Linked DNA regions of Mus musculus: all the other regions are linked to region 1. Evidence: chromatin loops called from intact Hi-C (ENCODE). Cell type or tissue: left cerebral cortex. All regions are shown on one strand. Each heading gives the region's core, and the rest is flanking DNA. Links, peaks and the distances in the headings are about the cores only.

Evidence for each region. Peaks named below come from ENCODE experiments on the same cell type or tissue, not always from the same donor. Only the 100,000 strongest peaks of a DNase experiment are listed, where the experiment ranks them.
Region 2: it touches region 1 in a loop (3-fold over the local background); 6 of 42 quality-filtered maps call a loop at or near these places.
Region 3: a loop joins it to region 1, with 8 times the contacts of the local background. A loop is called at or near these places in 3 of 42 quality-filtered maps.

What each region holds. Positions count from the first base shown.
Region 1 is chr4:46,387,310-46,394,403 of GRCm38, reverse strand. Trmo (tRNA methyltransferase O) reads left to right here and starts at 4,967. Exons shown (of 5, transcript NM_001347095.1): 1 at 4,967-5,086; 2 at 6,662-6,836. The coding sequence starts at 5,011. It overlaps Hemgn (hemogen), which reads left to right. Exons shown (of 4, transcript NM_053149.2): 4 at 1-415. In left cerebral cortex, for the core only: CTCF peaks have their summits at 3,761 and 4,504; DNase peaks (open chromatin) are centred at 3,757, 4,570, 4,983 and 5,194; H3K4me3 peaks cover 2,243 bases; H3K27ac peaks cover 1,502 bases.
Region 2 is chr4:46,653,173-46,660,266 of GRCm38, reverse strand. No RefSeq gene overlaps it. Among named protein-coding and RNA genes, the nearest start is that of Tbc1d2, 6.5 kb to the right of the region's middle. In left cerebral cortex, for the core only: a CTCF peak has its summit at 2,944 (motif pointing right); DNase peaks (open chromatin) are centred at 2,953, 3,300 and 4,011; H3K27ac peaks cover 831 bases.
Region 3 is chr4:46,300,859-46,307,952 of GRCm38, reverse strand. Gm12447 reads right to left here and starts at 3,810. Exons shown (of 4, transcript XM_030253986.1): 1 at 3,786-3,810; 2 at 2,638-3,087. The coding sequence starts at 3,810. All of the region lies in intron 4 of Gm12446 (predicted gene 12446), which reads left to right. In left cerebral cortex, for the core only: a CTCF peak has its summit at 2,606; DNase peaks (open chromatin) are centred at 2,303, 3,049 and 3,605; H3K4me3 peaks cover 1,567 bases; H3K27ac peaks cover 1,098 bases.

The DNA.
Region 1 (7,094 bases), core at 1,439-6,438:
GTGTGTGTGTGTGTGTGTGTGTGTGTGTGCCGTGTGAGCACCTGAGGGTGTGGATTTGTATATGGGGGAAGACAGAACAGGGGAAAGGTTGAGTAGTTGATTTTCCCCTCTAAGAGGAAACATATATTTGGTAGTTCTGAGGAGAAGATAGCAATTCAATATGAACACTTAGTGTTTTTGAAAGTATACAGATTCTTGTAAGTCTTGTCAACTATTGATGTTGTAACAACATCAGAATTTTATTCGAGCTTTACACGTCTCTGAGTTGATCTGAACAATTCTTATTCTAAAAGTTCTTGCAAATTATTTTGGAATTGATAATTGTCACTTATTTCTGTGTGAACCTGAACCTTCTATTTCTATTTTTTAAACTGTGTTTGTAAAAAATGTACATTAAATCATTACTATGGTCTTAGCTGTGTTACCAAGATAGCATCTTAGTTTATGCGGGGATGGTAAAACACCTAAGTGCTACCACATCTTTGCTCAGGAGGGTTTACTTACGGATTTATTGATTTATTGAATGTATGTGAGGACACTGTAGCTAAACAGATGGTTGTTAGCTTTCATGTGGTTGTTGGGAATTGAATTTTTAGGACCTCTGCTCACTCTGATCCGCCCTGGTTGGCCCCACTTGCTCTGGACCAAAGATTTACTTATTATTATACTTAAGTATACTATAGCTGTCTTCAGCCAGTGAGCCACCATGTGGTTGCTGGGATTTGAACTCGGGACCTTTGGAAGAGCAGTCAGTGCACTTACTCACTGAACCACCTTGCCAGCCACCACTCACTGGGGTTTAATTTGGTTTCATGGAGGAAGAAAACAGAAAACAAATAATTCCAAAAGAAAGTGTCAAGTGCAACAGGCTATGCCCTGGCTCTTGGGTGTTTTCCTTTCTATGAGACTGGCTCTCTTTCTCTTAAACCTCATACTTAAAATCTATGCTAATTATTATTAATAACCTACCCCCCAAGGAAACAGTGTTGGCACCGTGTGAATAGCACACACAATAGGAGGGGTGCTTTTCTATCCTGGAGGGCTGGAGAGGAGCTGCACAGAAGAGCAGTACAGTTCAAGGTCAAGAGATCTGCATGCCAACTGTGTCAATGTCTGGTCCATATGGGAAAGCTGGTTTACATGCTAAAAGTTTATCATAAGGCAGCTAATTTGTTATTGATGTGTAGAGACCCACCTGGACCAGGAATTTATAGGGGGTTGTGAGATATCTGGGATGGGTACTAGGAACCAAACCTGCAAACCTGGGTCCCCTCTGAGAGCAGTGTATCTCTGTCCCTGTCCCTGCCCCCCCCCACAGACCCCCTAATCTGGAACCAACCATGTAGACTATGTTGGCTTCAAATTCAGAGATCTGCCCACCTTTGCATCCTGAGAGGCATCTAAGGCATACACCACCACACTGGGCCATAAAAAGTAAGTACTCCTACCTAACCAGCAGAGTCATTGTCTTAGCCCTGGGTATAGACTTGTAGACTTAATCATTTATCTGGTAACTGAGGAGTAAGGCCTTTCTTCCTTCCTTCCTTCCTTCCTTCCTTCCTTCCTTCCTTCCTTCCTTCCTTCCTTCCTTCCTTCCTTCCTTCCTTTCTTTCTTTCTCTCTTCATTATATGTAAGTACACTGTAGCTGCCTTCAGACAAACCAGAAGAGGTCACCCGATCTCAGTACAGATGGTTGTGAGCCACCATGTGGTTGCTGGGACTTGAACTCAGGACCTTGGGAAGAGCAGACAGCACTCTTAACCGCTGAGCCATCTCTCCAGCCCCAGAGTAAGGCTTTTCGATGATGAAGTTGAAGTTTTCGTATTTCAGGAATTCATCCGGTGATAACAGTCATAGTGACCCAAGCAGGACAGGAGACCAGAGGCAGGAACAGAAACAGTTCTGGGTGGGAAAATATTTGAAAATATTCCCTGATGTTTTGTTGGTTTGGATTTTCCTTGGGCTTTTATAGAAGACTAAAAAGAAGACAAACTTTGGCAAATAAAAGCTCATTCAGCAAGAGTGTGTGCTAGGCTCTGAGACTCTATAAAAAGACAAACTCAGTCCCCTGCTGAGGGTATGGTGCAGAGCAGCACATAAGCCACCCGGGGAGCCTTCACGTATACAGGTGTTCAGGACTCTCCCCTAGGGTTCTTATATTTGAGGTGACATCTGTACACAGGCATTTTTGTCTTTATGGCTTTATGTCTAAGGTTTTTTAAAAAGATTTATTATATTATTTATTATATGTAAGTACTTATATGTAAGTACATTGTAGCTGTCTTCAGACACCCCAAAAGAGGGCATCAGATCTCATGTGGTTGCTGGGATTTGAACTCAGGACCTTCAGAAGAGCAGTCAGTGCTCTTAACCTCTGAGCCATCTCTCCAGCCCTATGTCTAAGGTTTTAAATGTTTAAAAATACTTTATGAGTATGAGTGTTTCCTGCATGTACATGCATGCTTGGTGCCCACAGAAGTCAGAAGACAGCATCTATGGAGAGCTTTGTCTGTCCCTGTGGTTGCTGGGAATTGAACCCAGGTCCTTTGCAAGAGCAACACATGCTCTTAACCACTCAAGTTTGTCTTTATTGTTTTTCATTTTTGAAGACAGGGTCTTATATGTCCCAGGCTGGCTTGAAACTCACCTGGTGAGCACTTATCCACACCTGGCTTTATGCAGTGCTAGGTTGTATCCACACCTGGCTTTATGCAGTGCAAGGTTTGAACCAAGGACTTTGTATGTACTAGACAATCAGTCTTCCAACTGAGTTACACCCCTAGCCTTTTGTTTTAAAGTGTTTATGTGCTCTCAAGTACTGGTGTGTGGCTTCATAGCTGCCCATGTATGTACAAGCCTATGAAACCACAGGGTGATGTCTGTCTTACTCAATTGCTCTCCAGCTTATATAGTCAGATAGGGGCTCTCACCTGAACCCAGAGCCCACTACTTGGGGTAGTCTAACTAGCCAGCTTGTTCCAGGGCTTACCTGTTCTTCCCTCCTGCAGGTCGCTACACCCACTCAGCATTTACATGGTGGCTGAGCACCCAAAGTCTAGTCCCTTACTTGCATGGCAAGTGCCTTCCTTACCCACTGAACCATCTCCACCATTCATTTTCTTTTACCATTCCCTATAAATTCATTATTTTCTTACTATTCATATCTAGACTCCAGAGCGAATCAAATTATTCCTTTTTTCTTGTTGGTTTAGAGCTTTGAGGTAATGAATTAGAACCTCTAAGAATCTCCACTTTGTGCTGCCCTCTTCTTGTGGCAGGAAGGGTTCTGGGTATACCTGAGCTACACCTAAAGACTTTAAAAAAAAAAAAATTGTGTGTTCGTAGCTCTGGCTTACCTCCAACTCGGAGATCTGCCTGCCTCTGTCTCCCCAGTGCTGGGATTATAACATGAGCCATCAGGCCCAGCTTTTAAATGTGTGTGTAGGTGCCTGTGGAGGTCAGAAGAGGCATCAGATCCCCTGGAAGTGGAGTTACCATAAGTTGCGAGCTACTACGTGGGTACTGAGAATCAAACCTGAATCCTCTGGAAACTTGGCTGGTGCTTTGAACTGCTGAGCCATCGCTCCAGCTCCTTTTGCTCCGCTATTTTTAATGACAGATTCCTAGGTCTAGTATCTCCAAGTCTACTTGGTTTTGAGTCTCAGTGGTTGGCAGAGTTGGGAATTAGACGCAGTGAGTGGCAGATCTTGATGGAGGGCAAGCCCCTTTCACTTTTGACTGTCTTATTAACAGCGCCGACTAGTGGCAACTGCAGCTTAGCCCATTTTTACAGCGTGTACGTGTTGCCCAAAGGCACACAAACTTGTTTCTCCAGCTAGACAACAACTCTATCTTCTACAAGAAAAAGGGGGGTAAAAAACTTTTGGAAATTTCATGGACAAAACTGACAGAGGGCACAGTATCAGTTTTAACTTAAGAATTCACAACTTTCTCTCAAAAACCTGTCTCCTAATACTGATTATTTCCTACTAGGGACTTGTTTAGTCAGTGACAACAAACACTTGGAAACAGCTTTTCACGGTTAAGCCTTTAATCCGTGGATTCGCATTTTTTAATATTTTATATTACAGGTAATGTCAGGTGGATTCCCCCCTCTCTTCGAAACCAACAAGATTTTGAAATCCCCAAACATAATCATGTATGCAAAGAGTTTGGGTTAAAGAATCTTTTTTTGGGGGGGAGGGGCGGTTAAAGAATCTTACAAGTGGCTAAAGAGCAGGCAATTGGAGCAGGGAGAGAAAATACGGTTTTTGCTGGCTCTTCATCCTTATTTCGGTTCCAGTGGTTTGGAGCACAAACGTTCTCACTTAATAACTTCTAGCCTAGCTTGCTTGTAACACCTACCATTCTTGATTTTCTTGCCCTTTTCCGACAAATAGTTATTACTTAAAAAGTGGAGGGGAGTGATAAATATAACACGTATGCCCACGTCCAAGGGAAATTTTAAACATTTAACGTCCAGCTCTTGGGCCGCTAGTTGGCTCAGCGAGTAAAGGAACCGGCTAACACGACCTGACTTTGATCCTGGGAGCTACGCGGCCATGAGGAGTATCGGCTCCGGCATTTTGTCATTTGACTTTGACATGCTCCCGCGCACACAATAAATGGAAAAAAAAAAGTCCCAAACTCCAGTTCTTTTGCTATGTGATCATAGATGGACATTCACATCCTTTCCCTTTAAACTCAAGGTTATTTTTGGTCACCGAGGCCGCTTATAATTCAAGGGTATCTTTGCGTGTACATCTTTATCCACATGTCCCACCTTCGGAGGGTATGGTGCAGGCTGTCGCGAGGCCGCCATCGCCGCGTGGTGGGTGAATGATGGGCCTCACGGCGTCCGGGAACCCACCCTCCACGCGGCAGCTCGGCCGCCATTGAGCGCGTTCTCCAAGACCCGGCACCTAGCGACAACTGCGCAGGCGCCAAAGCCTAACGCGCGGAAGCGGAAATCAGCGTTGGGCGCGCGGACGACTCAGCGGCCTGTAACCATGCGCGGCTTGGAGAAGCAGGGCTCGTGTGCTACGGCGGCCCCATGTGGGTGCGTTCAGCCGGCCCTGGAGGCAGGTAACGTTATGGAAAAAGGTGGCGCCGCACCCTAAGCTAGGCGGCCCGCTTCCCTGGCCAGAAGAACGCGAGCCACCTGACGTACATTCTTGTCCTTGCCGCCAAAGTAAGGGTCACGTGTCTCGACGACCACGTGACATGCTAAGGCTAACGGGAGTGACGTATTAGGATCTTGGTACACGGGGTGTGGTCTGGGCTTAGTTTCAGTACAGTAGCTGCGTCGGCCACGTGTGTAGTGTGGTCTTTTTCCGTAGGGGGTTACAGGAAGGTGGGATGTGTGTGACTGATGCCCTCATTTGGTCCAAGTTTCTTCGCCTTTAATCTTTTCCCACCAGTACATGGATGAGGATTTAAAAACAAAACCCCCAAACAAACAAAAACTATACAGTAGTAATTGTAAATATTCTTGGAGAAAACGTCAAAGTTGTCAGAAGCGCACACAATATAGATGGAGAGAGAAAGGCAGTTTATATAGATAATTTACAGGGTGGTGTCAGCTTTTATAGAATTCAAAATGTATTGTTTAGGCTCGAAAGTACATATGATAAGATCTCTTTCTGAAAGGAAGTAAACGATGATAAAGATCAGATTGCAGCTCCTGGAAGCAGTCGACAGAGATGCAAGAAGTGGCACTGAGGTCTTTGGAGTGGCTGGCAGGTGTATTATGCTTTAACTTACATACATACTATATGTGTATGTATGTATATATATATATATATATATATATATATATATATATATATATATATTCTTTTCCCCCCTCTGTATAAGAGTATTTTTGTCTCCACACTCCTACCCTGGAGACAGGATTTTTCTGTGAAGCCCCGGCTGGCCTGTGCTCACTCTGTAGACCAGGCTGTCCTCTTGTTGGTTTAGAGCTTTGAGGTAATGAATTAGAACCTCTAAGAATCTCCACTTTGTGCTGCCCTCTTCTTGTGGCAGGAAGGGTTCTGGGTATACCTGAGCTACACCTAAAGACTTTAAAAAAAAAAAAATTGTGTGTTCGTAGCTCTGGCTTACCTCCAACTCAGGGATCTGCCTGCCTCTGTCTCCCAAGGATTTAAAATAGGTCTAATACATCACAACAGTAAAAAGAGTTTGTATAAGCAAAAAGCAAGGAAACATATTGTGAGAGTTAGTGCTAGATCTTACTGGTTGTGCTAATAAGATATAATAGGATAGATAGGTTTGATGCAAATTAAATAAAATGGAGATCTGGAGTGTCCCTATAAAGAACATAAAAAGAAATAATTATAAATTATAGTTTATACTGCATAATATACAATCAACACATGTATTAATATAATTTATGAATTTTTATGACTATAAGTAAAAATTGAGGTGGGTATGCTGGTGCACAGTTGTGATCCCAGCAGTTAGGGGATGGGGCTAATGCTGGAGGTGTATACGTTTGAGGCTGGCATGAGTTACATAGCAGGACTTTATTTAAACATGATTTTAATAGTTGTGTTGTACCTAGATTTTAGAACTATGAAGTCAATACTGAGAGGAAAACATGTTTTCTTACCTCTTGGACCCTTTGAGTAATGATTCTCATCCAGTTTTCTTCCATAGGGAATCTTTTAACTGAGCCAATAGGGTACTTGGAATCATGTTTCCCAGCCAAGATTGGCACTCCAAGGCAGCCATCCATCTGTAGCCACTCCAGAGCCTGTTTGAAGATCAGAAAGAACATCTTTAATAACCCTGAGCATTCCTTGATGGGCCTAGAAGAGTTTTCTCATGTTTGGTAAGTCGTTTTCTGGTTAGAAGTGGCAGCTCGGGCCCTGAGAGAGTGTGACAAATGAAGGCAGCTTTGAGGTTTGTCAGCTATACCACCCTCGTCTATATATATGGATTATGTATGGATTCCCATATTCAATTTGTGCATTTGATTGTTTGCATACTTGGACACCATTAGGAATTTGTGATTCACTGACGGAACATGTTTTAATACTGCTTGTTTTAATTATGACGTCTCTCTTCTGTTTAGCTTTAACTAAACACC
Region 2 (7,094 bases), core at 695-5,694, 270 kb before region 1:
GAACCCGAGAGGTGACTCTTGGGATGTGAGCTGACTGAGGGTCCTGAAGCTACAACTTAGTTCTAGTTCCCGGTTGGGGAGGGGTCTATTTCACATCAGAGCACCGTGTTCCTTGTCACATCTGTTGACTTCTAAGACAGCTCAAAGCTCTCTAGTCTGCCAGCCTGGGACACAGAGAGCTTGAACCCTGGTCAGATGCAGGTCTGAGGTTTCCTTCTACCTCAGAAACAAGGGTTTCCCATCCTCTCAGGAAAAGGCCTTACTGCATTTCTTGCTAAGCACATAGAGCACACAAGTCTAGGGTTTTCATTGTTTTGTGAAATGAGATGAAGTCTGAGAATTAATAAAGTATTCCACGTTCTCTCAGTCTTTAAAATACAAAATAAGGGGCTGCAGAATGTGGCTCTGTTGCATAACACTTTCCAGGCATCTGTAAAGCCTTGGGCTCAATCCCCAGTACAAGACAGACAGACAGACAGACAGACAGCCCTTATGCTGATGCACACCTGTAATCTCACCATTTGGGAGACAGAAGCAAGGAGGGGCAGAAGTTCAAGGTCATCGTTGGCTACACAGGAGATCTGAGGCTAGGCTAGGCTACAAGAAGCCCTACCCCAAAACAGAAAACAAAAAACTATAGGACCCACAAGATGGCTCCATGGGTAAAGATACTTTTTGTTAAGTCTGACCACATTATTTCAATCCCTAGGGCCTACACAGAAGAAGGAGAGAACCTAGCTCTTTCAAGTTGTTCTCTGACCTCTTTGTGAGTGCCATGACACATTCTTGTGCACGCGTGCACACACACACACACACACACACACACACACACACACACACACGCTCACACACTCACGCACACGAACATGCACGAACCAAATAAATAAATAGCTGTAAAAAATCTATATGTGTGTGTATAATACAAATAATATTGACTTTTTTTTGCTGAGTCTATTTCATATTCATATTTCAACAAGGGATATAAAATGGAAGTGTGTTCATGTGTGCAGTATCAGATAGCTTCTCTCAAGATTCTGTGGCTAAATGCTGTGGTTGACACAGGGAACAGAATTCCCATTATGTTCAGTGAAGCGAGGTCGGGCTGACGGGACTGCCATTTGTTCCACGGTCCTGCCAGGTAGCACAGAGAGCTCTTCCTGTCCTCTGGGGTGCCATCATGTCACGAACACACAAGCAAAGACAATGATGATTCTCTGTCCCCCATTTCCAATAGGCATTGATTACCTCCTTCAATATTTACAGAACACCTGCCAACAACAACATCTACTTGCAGAGGACACATGCTTGTAAATAAAGTTAATTCTCAAAGGAAGGAAGGAAGGAAGGAAGGAAGGAAGGAAGGAAGGAAGGAAGAGGGGAGGAAGAAGGAAGGAAGGAGGGAAGGAAGAAGGGAGGAAGGAAGGAAGGAAGGGAGGGAGGGAGGGAGGGAGGGAGGGAGGGAGGGAGGGAAAGAGAGAGGGAGGAAGAAGGAAGGAAGGAAGGAGGGAAGGAAGAAGGAGGGAGGAAGGAAGGAAGGAAGGAAGGAAGGAAGGAAAGGAGGGAGGGAGGGAGGGAGGGGGGAGGGAGGGAGGGAGGGAGGGAGGGAGGGAGGGAGGGAGGGAGGGAGGGAGAAGGAAGGAAGGAAGGGAGGGAAGGAGGGAGGGAGGGAGGAGGGAAGAAGGAAGGAGGGAAGGAAGGAAGGAAGGAAGGAAGGAAGGAAGGAAGGAAGGAAAGGAGAGAGAGAGAGAGAGAGAGAGAGAGAGAGAGAGAATCAAGAGGGGCCAGAGAGATGCTTAGCGGGTAAGAACGTTTACTGACAGTCCTGGTGACCTAGCTCAGTCCCTGAGATCCACACAGTAGAAAGGAGAGAAATGACTTCTGCTGATTGGCCTCTCTGGTCCCATACATGCCCCCCCCCCTCTCTCTCTCTCTCTCACACACACACACACACACACACACCACATGATAAAAACTTTTGAAACAAAAATGGTATTCCTGGGGCTGGAGAGATGGCTCAGCTCTTGCTGCCCTTCCAGAGGACCTGGATTTAATTCCCAGCACCCACATGGCAGCTCACAACTGTTAACTCCAGCTCCATGAGATTCAACACCCTCAAAATACCAATGCACATAAAATGAAAATAAGTCATTTAAAACAATATTACAAAAAATAAATATGTTAGAAAGCAAGCTGCATTCCCAATGGCTTTTAACATCTTCAATGCTACTGTATAATCACATTCATGAAAGTTACTCCTATTCCATAATAGAAAAAGAAAATATACATAAAAGATAACTTCAAATAATCTGATTTTTTTCTTGGTTCTTTTCAGGCAGATCTCTCTACGTAGTGAAATGTACAGAAGTTATTTCATAACATTACATTTTTTTACTCATATCTCTTTTGGTTACTTTAGCTTAATTATTTTTGCTTAATACATTTGAACCATGGTCAAGGCCTTAGACATTTCAAAAGTGTTGCCAAGGCAGCCATGACTTCTGTGGGAGCAGAGTAGAGAGCTGAGAACTGTCTAAACCAACAACAAACGGAGTCAAAATAAGATGCCATCACCTTAGTCATTGTGGTGGCCCTGGCTGTCCTGGAACTCTCTTAAGTACAGGGGCTGACCTTGAATTCACAGAGCTCTGCCTAAGTCTGCTTGTCGACTTCTGTGATTAAAGGCGTGTGCCTCTAAGCCAGACTTAAATTCTTTATTAAAATAGATGTAATATAATTCTAAACAGAAACATGTGATTTAGATAGGAAGTTTTTCTGGCTTCCACTAAATAAATGAAGTGGAAATATACTAAAGGTTTTTAAGAAATTAAATTAGTGGTGTGTCGTTTGGGATACTTACGGATAAAGGGTTACACGGGGGATGCTCTCTTAGGTACTTAAAAAAGATTTTTAGGAAAGCTTTGCAGGAGGGCAGTACCCACAAGAGCCACAAGGTGTCGCTTTCTGACAAGTTCCTATTTACAGTTAACCCAACAGTGGAAGGAACCAGGGATTCCTGTTGATGACTTTTTGACACAATAACCAGAAGAATGCATACATTAGAATAAATGACAACCCATACCTCTAGATCAAGAGGGACTCCCTCTTGTTGTTCCTAAACACACAGCAGAAACGTCTTTCCTTCCATTTTCTCTTTTCTCTGGAGCAAACATGGGAGAGTAACATTCCGTGGGCTGTCTGCAGCAGATGCCAGGACCCCTGCTTTTAGGAAATGGGAACTAAGGCCGAAGGAAAAAAATGTCACTGCCAAACTAAATTCTGGAGGCTCAGTTTCCCCCAACATGCCCCAACACGCCCCCAACATGCCAGCTGGGCATCGGGGCTTGTACAGCCAGCCCTCCTGGTGTCGATTTTATAGTACAGATGGCTAGAAGCAGGCCTTTGTTATTTGGAGCTTTAGTGCCTCCCTCCCTCCCTCTCTCTCTCTCTCTCTCTCTCTCTCTCTCTCTCTCTCTCTCTCTCTCTCTCTCTCTGTGTGTGTGTGTGTATGTGTGTGTGTGTTTCTCTCTCTGTCTCTTCCTCTCTGTCTCTCTCTCTGCCTCTCTCTTTCATATTTATTCCTTCTATCCCCCTTCTCTGGAAACCAAGTATTTCAAGATCAAGGGGCCCAGCTGAGGGTCCTGGCTTACAAATAGCTGTACCAGTGAGATACCATCTAGATGTTCCGCTCCTCCCCATCTAACCCATACAAACTGTAACAGGAAGACTTGAAGATGCACAAACAGCCAGGTTCTGTAAGTCAGAACCCCAGTGTTGGTCTTTGGGGTTCCGCAGTGGGTTCTAGGGCAGTCCCTCTTCTGACTTTTGCAGTGTTGGCAAAACTCCATTCCAGGCAGCTGTAGGGTTGAAGACTCCATTTTCCAGCTGGACAAAATGCTCCTAGAAGTGTCTTTCCTGTCTTCACACATAGACAGTTCAACTGCACAACACTGGATGTGTCTCCTGCTGCCATCTCTATTTCTATCATGGAATCTATTCAACCTCCCCAATTTGAAAATTAATTCAGAATACTCTAAACTAAGTTCTGTGATATGACTCACACTTATACTTATTCATCGTGGCTTCCAAGAAAGTTTCTGGGTGTCCTAAACCATTTTGAGCTGCTTCTGAGATGTACTCCTGGTTGGCTGGGTTTGTGTATACATTGGTTGAAACGGATCCTCTCACTGTTCTGGAGTCTGGGAGTCTCAAGCTGAAGTGTCAACAGGGTTGGTTTCTTCTCAGACTTTCCCTTTGCCTGGCTGTCTTCTCCCACATCCTCAGATGATCTGTGTGTGTGTGTGTGTGTGTGTGTACGTGCCTCCTAATCCCATTTCATAAGGCCCTTCATATTAGATTAGATTGTTTCCTGTAGCTTACCTCTTTAAAGCCCATCTCCAATTATAGTCATGTCTGAGACACTATGGGGCAGGCCTTCTCATGAATATAAAGAAAGGACTTAATTCAACCATCAGCAAGCCAGAAAGTGAGGAGTTCTTCTTTCCAGCATTCCCATGAAAGCGAAACTCTCCTGGGCTGTGTCCTTACACCCATTCTACAAGATGTTGGATGACATATATAGACACAGATAGATATTCTGGCTTTTTTTTTTTTTTGAGATGGAATCTGCTGTATTCTAGTCTAGCCTCAAATTCACCTTGTAACTGAAAATGCCTTGACCTTCCCTCTTCCAACCTTTGTCTCTCAGATGCTAGGATTACGTGGGTATACTCCTCCCATACATGTTTATGTAATTCTGGAGGTAGGAGCAAGGGCTAGGACTTTGAACCCAGAGTCCTGTGCATACAAGGCAGTCACTCTACCAACATGTCCACACACCTAGATTTCTTAAGGGTAGCTAAAAAGATTGGCTCAGCAGTTAAGTGCAGAGACCCCAAGTTCAGTTCCCAGCACCCACATGGGGAGCTCACAGCTACCTGCAAGCCCAGCTCCAAGATGTCCAGTGCCTCTGACTTCTGGGTGTGTCTACAACTCAAGAGCACAAGTTGACACACAGACATGCGCATATAATTTAATAAATAAATCTTTTTTTTAATTTTTATTTTCTAAGAAAACTTCTCAATTAACCTGTTTTGATGTGTGACCCCTGTCCCCAACAGTTTGTGGGTTTTATTTCATGGTGCTGGAGATTGAACCCAGCCCCTTGTGGGTTGTGAGGTGTGCATGCACATTTGCCAGACATGCTCTAGCACTGAGCTACCTCCCCAAACCCTTGACTGCTTGTACGTCCAAAAAGTATCTGAATCATTCACAGGCAGAAGTATTACCCCTCTGGCTAAGACAGAAATGGTTTGTCCAAGCCGTCACCACAAAAACCTGGTATGAAGTGTTAAAAACAGGCCTAAGTCTGTGTCTTCTATAGCCAGGGTGATCTGTGACAGTTCTTTCTTTAGTCTTCTGTTCTTCCCTTTTTAATTCCCGTCTTTGTTTCCTCCCGTATGTGTGTGGGGGGTACACATATGCCTGTAGGGGCCTGGAGTTGATCCCATTCATTGCATTGCACAACCATTCTCCACTTTATTAAAGCAGGTCTCCTACTGGACTCAGAACACGCAGCTTCTGAATGTCTGGCTGGATAGCTTTCGCCAGGGTCCCCTCTCCCAAGTGCTGGAATGATGGGGAGCCATCACATCTACCCAGCCTTTACTGCTAAACTGGACCTAGGAGTCCAAACTCCAGTCTCCATGTTTTCGGGGCTGGTGCTTTATCCACGAAGCCATCTCTCCACAATCCCCTCCCCCTCTTCTTCTTGACAGGAGTAAAGAGACACAAACAAAACAACTCATATATAGCACAGGCTACCCTTGAACTTGCTATGGAGTGTGCTGGCCTTAAACTCCTCTTCCTTCCACCCCTACCTTCCAAGTACCATCAACTGCAGCCTTGTGCATAGCTGTCTCAAGGTGTCCTCGGAGTGTCCCAGATGGCTGGCTCAGGCATGAAGACAGTTGGGATCACTGTGTGACTGGTAGTCTTTATGGCTATAAAGATGGGCAGCAAAGATGCTGTATGGTTTCTATAAACTCAGCCCAGGGAGTATCACTTTTACAAGGTGTGGTCCTGTTGGACAGGATGTGGCCTTGTTGGAATAGGTGTATCACTGTGAGTGTGGGCTTTAAGATTCTCATCCTGCCAGGCGTGGTGGCAACGCCTTTAATCCCAGCACTTGGGAGGCAGAGGCAGGCGAATTTCTGAGTTCGAGGCCAGCCTGGTCTACAAAGTGAGTCCCAGGATAGCCAGGGCTACACAGAGAAACCTTGTCTCGAAAAACCAAAAAAGAAAAAAAAAAGATTCCCATCCTATCTGCCTGGAAGTCAGTCTTCCACCAGCAGCCTTCAGAAGATGTAGAACTCTCAGGTCTGCCTGCACCATGCCTGCCTAGATGCTGCCCTGCTCCTCCTCAATGATGGACTGAATCTCTGAACCTGTAAGCCAGACCAATTATATGTTGTCCTTTATAAGAATTGTCTTGGTCATGGTGTCTGTTCACAGCAACAAAACCCTAACTAAGACAGAAGCCAATAGCTTCTAACTAGAAAGCCATGTCCCCCACTCTGGTGTGTTTATTTACAGGAATATAAACATGAGAAGAGTACTTATAAACTTAGCATATCATAAACATTAACAGTGTAGGGAATCTCGAAACCAGCTCAACACACCCCAAGACACAAACCTCAACACACAGGACATTTATTTGTCCCAGAGGGGAAAATGGCAGGGAATATGAAACAAAGACTGGAGACAGAGGATGAAGGAGAAGAAGAGAACAAAGGAGAGGGGAAAAAAATAGGTGAGGGAAAGGGGTAAGGGTTATTTGTACTGGAGGACAAAGAGCTGCCCCTGGATAGAGATGAGACAAATGTTGCACATAGGAAAATGGCAATTTATAAAAGTATAAGGGGAAACCCTGTGTTAGGATGAGGTTTTCATTTTAATTCGGCAATGTTAATTAGGTGAGCAAAAGGGTTTTTGTTTTTTTGTTTTTTTAATTTCTGGACTTCATTGGTCACTTAAGATCCATCCTTTGTAACCCTGACAACAGCTGTTCTGAGCTTGGTCTCTATGAGTTAACTAAT
Region 3 (7,094 bases), core at 641-5,640, 86 kb after region 1:
CTCTCAAAACCATTTCTCTGCCACCCTAAAACCAGACACCCCCCTGGCATGGCAGTGTGGACCAAGGAGTTCCTGGGCAGGGAGGGCTTTCCTGGGAGTCCTTGAATTCTGTTTTTAATACTTGACCTTGAGAAAATTACTCCCTTGAATCTCAGGGTCCTCAAAGAGCAGAGGATGCTCATGCCTACCTCATAGGGGGAAGACGATACAATACGCAACATTAAAAAAAAAGGGACAGTTATGGAAGAATGCTTGGTGACTGCTCTGCAGGAAACTGTGAGACTAGAATGCAACAGCTGCAGAGATGACTGTTTCGAGTGTGTGTGTGTGTGTGTGTGTGTGTGTGTGTGTGTGTGTCTCGGGCGCATGACTGGGGATGGGTGGGAACATATGCTGGAATGAGCAGAGAGCAGGGAGTGAGGGAACGCATCCAAATTCCAGCTCTGCCATCACCTCCCTGTGTGATCCGGCAGGTCTGGCAGGCCACCAAGTCTTCCGGTTCCAAGGTGAGGGGGTGGAACTAGAAGATCTCCAAGGCATTGACGAATACTATCAGTTTAGAAAGCCCCTGGCTACGTTCTTCAATGAATGAACATTCTTACAGCATCCATTTCTACCAAAGCAGCAGCCGCCTTTTCTTCCTGCTGTGTACTTGAACTGGGAACAGAAGGCATTTTACCTTGGCATGTAGACTCCTCCCCTCTCAAACTGGCAAGGCACGCCAAAAACCCCAATTTACCCTAGCCAGTTGCCTCAGGCTTGTGATTACAGATGGCCAGTCAACGGACTTTTCTTTTTTTCATTTATAAATCTCATAATTAGATAAATGCAGAAGAGACAGGTAGGCAAAATGAGTAAGATTAAAATATCTTATAATCCCACTATTCACAGAGGATCTCTATTAAGATTTTGGCAGATAGCCTTTCAGATACTGTCTAGAGTTCTATTTTCTAGATGCATTGAAGTCAGTTTTAGCTTTATTTTTGAGATGGGGGGGGGGTCTTACTCTATAGTTCAATCTGGCCTGGAAGTTTTGGCAAGTTTCCTGCCCCTGCCTCTCAAGTGCTAGTTTTACATGCATTCACCACTGCACCTCACTCTTTATATGAATTTTAATTAAAACTTAATCCATATAACTCTATCAAAAATATTCATCATAAGAGCCCAAACATTCTTATTTTGCAAGCAAATAGGAACGATGCCTAGGTAGTTAGGGATTGGAGAAGTCAGGGAAAATCTATGTACAAGAAGTGTCTGGGTTGAGATTTATAGACAAGTGGATCCTTGCACACGGGACTGGCAAGGTGGCCTGGTGGGTAAAGGGGCTTCCTGTGCAGGCCTAGTGACCCGAGTCTGATCCCAAAATCTATCTAAAGGAGGAAGGACAGAAGTGACTCTACCAAGTTGTTCTCTGAAGTTCACACATGCTGCCTGGTACATGCATGCATGCATGCATGCATACATACATACATACTACATAAGTACATGTAACACACACACACCAGTAAGTGCCACGTGGCTACAGTGAAGGGCAGGCAACTAACAGGACAGTAGGAAATAGCTATAAAAAGACGCCATAGCCGGGTGACTTACGAACAACAGAAACGTGTTCCTCACAAGTTTGAGGCTTTGAATTCAGCACCGAGAGATCCTAGTTAGAATGGATGATCTTTCTCGGTTAATACTTTGTGACTTCTCCTTGTCCCCCCCCCCCCCCCCCCCGAGGTAGAAGAAGTAACAAGCTCCCTTGGGCCTCTTTTATAAGAACAAGTCTTTTTATAGTCAGCTTCCAAAGGCCTCACTTCCCAGTGCTTCAAAGGCAAACCTGGGGCAACATAAACATTGGTGTTATAGTAGAATGGTAAGAGGTGTGTTCTAGAAAGTACACGCTGGCCTTCAGCATAGAGTGAACCAGAGGAACAGAGAGTGAGACGTTAGGAGGTTGCTGTCATCTTCCACTCGACTGTTATCAGGGTTAGGATCACCAATGGTGGAACTGGGAGTCGGAAGGAACATTTAAGGACAGGCCTTGGGGAGAAGAAGAAATACTTAAGGATAATTCCATCCTGAATGACCAAGATATACAAAACGCAGAGTGGCTGTATGGCTTTGGAAGTGGAACATGACAGTGTTCAACTTGGGACATCATGTAAATACTACGCACCCCATAGAGGACAGGTGTGGGCTACAACTGGCTGCTGGGATCTGAAGTCTTTGGAGACGCTGTCCCTTCTCTAAAGAAAACAGGGATGCCTGAGAGCCTCAAGACACGGAACTCTCAAGAGCCAGAAAGGAAGCCAGGGCACCTGTAGTCATGGAAGCCACAGGGAAACACATTCCTAAAAGGGAAGTGGATGGGTATGAGGTCGGTGTGTCCCTCCACTTTCTCAGGTCTCATCATTTAATCTGAAGCGAGGATGCCTACAACTGGGGAGGGCAGGCAAATTTCCCAAGTCATCCAAAACGCATCAGTGGCAGAAGGAACTTGAATCTCGTCTTTTTTTTTTTTTTTAAAGGTTCATTTACATTTTAAAATTTTTGTTTCTCCGTGCGCGCTCCTCACAGCATATGCGTGGAGGTCAGAGGACAAACTGGGAATCGTTCTCTCTTTACACTAGGTGGAGCCTGGGGATTGACCTGGGTCCTCGGGTTGGCGGCAGGTGCCTTTGGATCCAGTCTTGACTGGCGGTGGGGACCATGCACGCAGAATATCCGCGAGCAGCGGCGGGCGTCCGCGCCGTTTCTCCGGCTCGCCGGGCGGCGGAAGGTCCCCGGGAGGACGGAGGCGGACAGCCCGCGGGGCCCGGAGCGGAGCGTGAGAGCCGCCGCCCCGGGTCCCGCTCGCGCGGCCTTGCACAACGCGCCCGGATAAACGCCGCGTCTCGGGGCAATTACCGCCCTGCCCCGCCGCCGGGGCTGGCTGGGCCGGGGGCCAGAGGTCGAGGGACTCGCAACCACCCAGGGAGCGCGGGCCGACCAAGCCGGCGGCCACCAGCGAGCCCCGCGATTTCACAACGCGCGGCCGGGGGCGGTGGCGGCGGCGGCGGCGGCGGAACGGCGCGCTGACGTCACGGACAGGCCACGCCCCTCCGGAGGGAGCGGTCTTCGTGCTGGGAAATTGTGTCCCTTCGCTATGTCCTCGTCCTTGTCTCCCTGTCTTGCTTTTTTTTTTTTTTTTTTTTTTTTCCTTTCTGGCATCTCTTTCCCAATCCCCTCTCCTTCCTTTCATTTCCCCCTTCCCTTCCATTCTCTTTCCTTCCTGTTTCCTGCCCTTCCTTTCCGCCCACTTTTCTTTTCTCCTTCTCTTCTTTCCTTCCCTTTCTAATATTCTACAATTTTAAAATTTTGTCTACTATAAAACAGTCCATAAAATTTGCTATCTCAACTAAATTTTAAGTACAGTAGAGGATTCGTTGTATTCACATTTTTGAGCAGCCGATCTCTAGAATTTTCCCACCTTGCAAAACAAACTTCACCCACTGCATACAGCATACACCCAGAGCTGCAGCGGTTTTGGACCACCATCCTGTCATCTGCAGTGCCCGTTCATCTTTCCCCGCTTTGTGCCGTTCTTTCTTTCCCCTCAGCCCGCCCTTTTCTTCTCCTCCCCCTTAATCTTTCTTTGGCTTTTTCAAGAGCCCAGTGGCCCCACTGCCCTGTTGGCAGCCCTTTGCAACCCCTGCTAAGCCTGGCCAAGAGGCCTGTCAGCAAGGCTGTTAGAGGGCTGTGAGTCATCATTCCTCCCCCGTGTGTCAGGGCCAGTGGGCGGCCCCTGGAAGCCTCACCTGGCTTTTTGTGGCAGACAAACATGTCCTGCAGGAAACCCCTGCCAGCAGGAGTTAATTAGGGAGACTAACTCCAGCAGAGTCAGAGGGTCGGGATGGGAGCCCCTCTCTTCTCTGGGCCATCCCCAAGCCCCGGGCTCCCCTTCTAGACATGGCAAGACAGCTATGATATGATGATGGTGATGACATCCTGGCTCAAAACCCCTGCAAGTGTGCGAAGCATTCCCACAGACATGAGCTCATTCTTGTTCTCATAACCACCCTGGCAGGTGGTAGGCCCTCCTATTCCCATTTTACAGGTAAGGAAGCTGAGCCTCGCAGAGGCGGAGGGATTTGCCTGTGGCCACGAAGCTGCTATGCAGCCCAGGTGGCAGGGTGGGAACCTAGATTAGGATCACCAAAGCAGGGGGAAATGTGGCTAGGTCCAAGTGCAAAATGGTTTTCTGTTGTTCTCTCTCCGAGTTCCCATCGCACCGGTGTAGACAGAGCCCTTGCCTCTTGGCAGGACTTGGTGGGTAAACCAGGTGAGGAGAGGCCCGATGCAGTGAGCACACAGGCTGATTCCAGGCAGGAGAAAGATGGTTTAATCAAATAATGTTGCCATCCAGATGTCTCAGGTTACCTGGGGTCTTGGCTTTGGTACAGGGACTGTTTGGGGAGGTGAGGGGTCTTCTTGGCTTACTTGAAAGCTGCAGCCCTTCCTTCTTTTAGGGGATAGACACTCTGGCTGTAGCTCACATTCCCCACTAGGCTATGGTATTATTATTATTATCTTCTTTTATTGGATATTTTCTTTATTTACATTTCAAATGTTATCCCCTTTCCCGATTTTCCTCCCTCCTAAAACACCCTATCACATCCTCCCTCCCCCTGCTTCTATGAGGTGTTTCTCCACCCAAACACCCACTCTCACCTCCCCGCCCTCGATTCCCCTACACTGGGGCATCTATTGAGCCTTCATAGGACCAAGGACATCTCCTCCCATTGATGCATGACAAGGCCATCCTCTGCTACATATGCAGCTGGAGCCATGTGTACTCCTTTGTTGATGGCTTAGTCCTTGGGAGTTCTGGGGGTCTGGTTGGTTGATATTGTTGTTCTTCCTATGGGGTTGCAAACCCTTTAACTCCTTCAATCCCTTCTCTAATTCATCTATTGGGGACCCTTCTCCCAGTCCAATGGTTGGCTCCTAAGTCCTGTTTTTGTCTCTTTACAATATGTTGGTGTGAGCACATCTATTTATGCCATGGGTAATGTCGATAGATTTGCCATGTTCACACATGTCTATCTCTTCTGCATTACTGGTTACTACATGATGGACAGATACTGTTGGACCAAACGTGGTCACATGGCTCCTTTACCCTTGCTTTGATTAGAAGTGGTGTTTAGAGTCATTGAACTGAGCGCCAGCAGTTGTGCTTGGACCAGGGAGACCTATACTCCAGAATGTTCCATCTTTATTGGCCTGGGTCCCTGCACTGGTTGGAGGGGCAGCTAGTTTAGCCGAAATGGTTAGCTTAGGGTTCCGTGACAGATGCTGTCTCAAAACAAACAAACAAACCCCAAACCAAAAAACAAACAAACAAAATAAAAGCCAAACCAAACCAAACCAACCAACCAACCAACATACAAAACAAAAAAAAACCCAAAACAAACAAACAAACAAAAAAGAAGCTATTAGCCACACCTGCCTACATGGACACACACATACACACACACACACACACACACACACACACACACACACACACACACACAGAGAGAGAGAGAGAGAGAGAGAGAGAGAGAGATCATGTTTTGATTTGTATTATCTTCTCTAAGTATCTTTTTACTTTAAATGCTTTTTGAGAACTGCATCACGACACTACTGAAACAGAGTAGGCTTCACACTTGTAAATCATGCAGTTTGATAAAGCATGGCCCGTGTGTGCAGTGGGAAGCAGTCAGTGCAGAGAGGTACAACTGAGAAGTGCTCAGCCCTAAATGGGGCATTTCTATCAGAGCCCTCACTCCCTACACCCCTGGCCTAGCCAAGGCTCTGGGGCTCTGGGAACATTACTGAGTGAGGACGGTAAGCCCAAGGACGGAGAGGCTGAGAAGTGCTGGGTTCTAGACAGGGCATGGCTACAGCACTCCAGCATAAGACCAGCACAGGGTCAAGCGCAAAACTTCCTGCATAGATGGAGACCTCCCGGCCCCGCCCACCACTGAGGAGCTATAGGAAGTTAGTAGGCAGATGCGTTCTTTTTGGATTGTGTGGCCACTGGCAGGATTCCCGTGCCCCACTGGATGGCCCCACACCCATTCTTAGAGGCAGCACTGACTAGACATAGAGGGTAATAGAAACTAAATAAAAGAAGACAAAGTGGGGGAGGGGCATGCTGGGGAGATATTGGATGAGTTGGAAGGGAAAATGGGGGTGTATATGGTCGTATTTGTATACATGTATGGCATTTTCAATAGTAAAGAAAAATTACCAAAAATGGTCATAAATAGAAACACTGGCACAATCTTGCTGGTGAATATATTCATTGCCCACAGAGCTTTATTGTTTCCCCCTGTTTTTTTCAAGTAGGCTTTGGTAGGAGTTTGGGCTGGCCTCAGTCATAGCACTCTTCCTGCCTCAGCCTCCAGCATGCTGGGACTGTAGGTCTGCAACGCTCCCCGTGGCTCCTGTGTCCCTTAAAGTCCCCTTTCCCTTCCTTTCCACCCCACTGTGGGGACCAATGATCTGCTTTAGTCACTGCGGGGCAGACTTCCTTTCTTAATGTTTTACCCAAATGGAATCATTCAGTGTTTGACACAGCGTTGTCTGGCTTCTCACTCAAAGCTGTCCAGACTGTGGAACGCGTCACCGACACTAGCTCATTGGTTTTTTTTTTTTTAAAGATTTATTTATTGTTATATGTAAGTACACTGTAGCTGTCTTCAGACACACCAGAAGAGGGAGTCAGATCTTGTTACGGATGGTTGTGAGCCACCATGTGGTTGCTGGGATTTGAACTCTGGACCTTCGGAAGAGCAGTCGGGTGCTCTTACCCGCTGAGCCATCTCACCAGCCCGCTCATTGGTTTTATATTGCTGTCGTCCATCATATGGATGGGATACCACCATTTCTCCATCCATTCCTGTGTTGGCAGGCTTGGCAAGCTTCCAGATTTGGGCCATTCTAAATAAAGTTGCTGTGAATATTTGTTTACAGAGATTCATGTGTGTGTGTGTGTGTGTGTGTGTGTGTGTGTGTGTGTGTGTGTGGTACCTAGGGTGAGAATGGCTGAATCACATGTTAGGTTGCATAGGTTAGCTCAC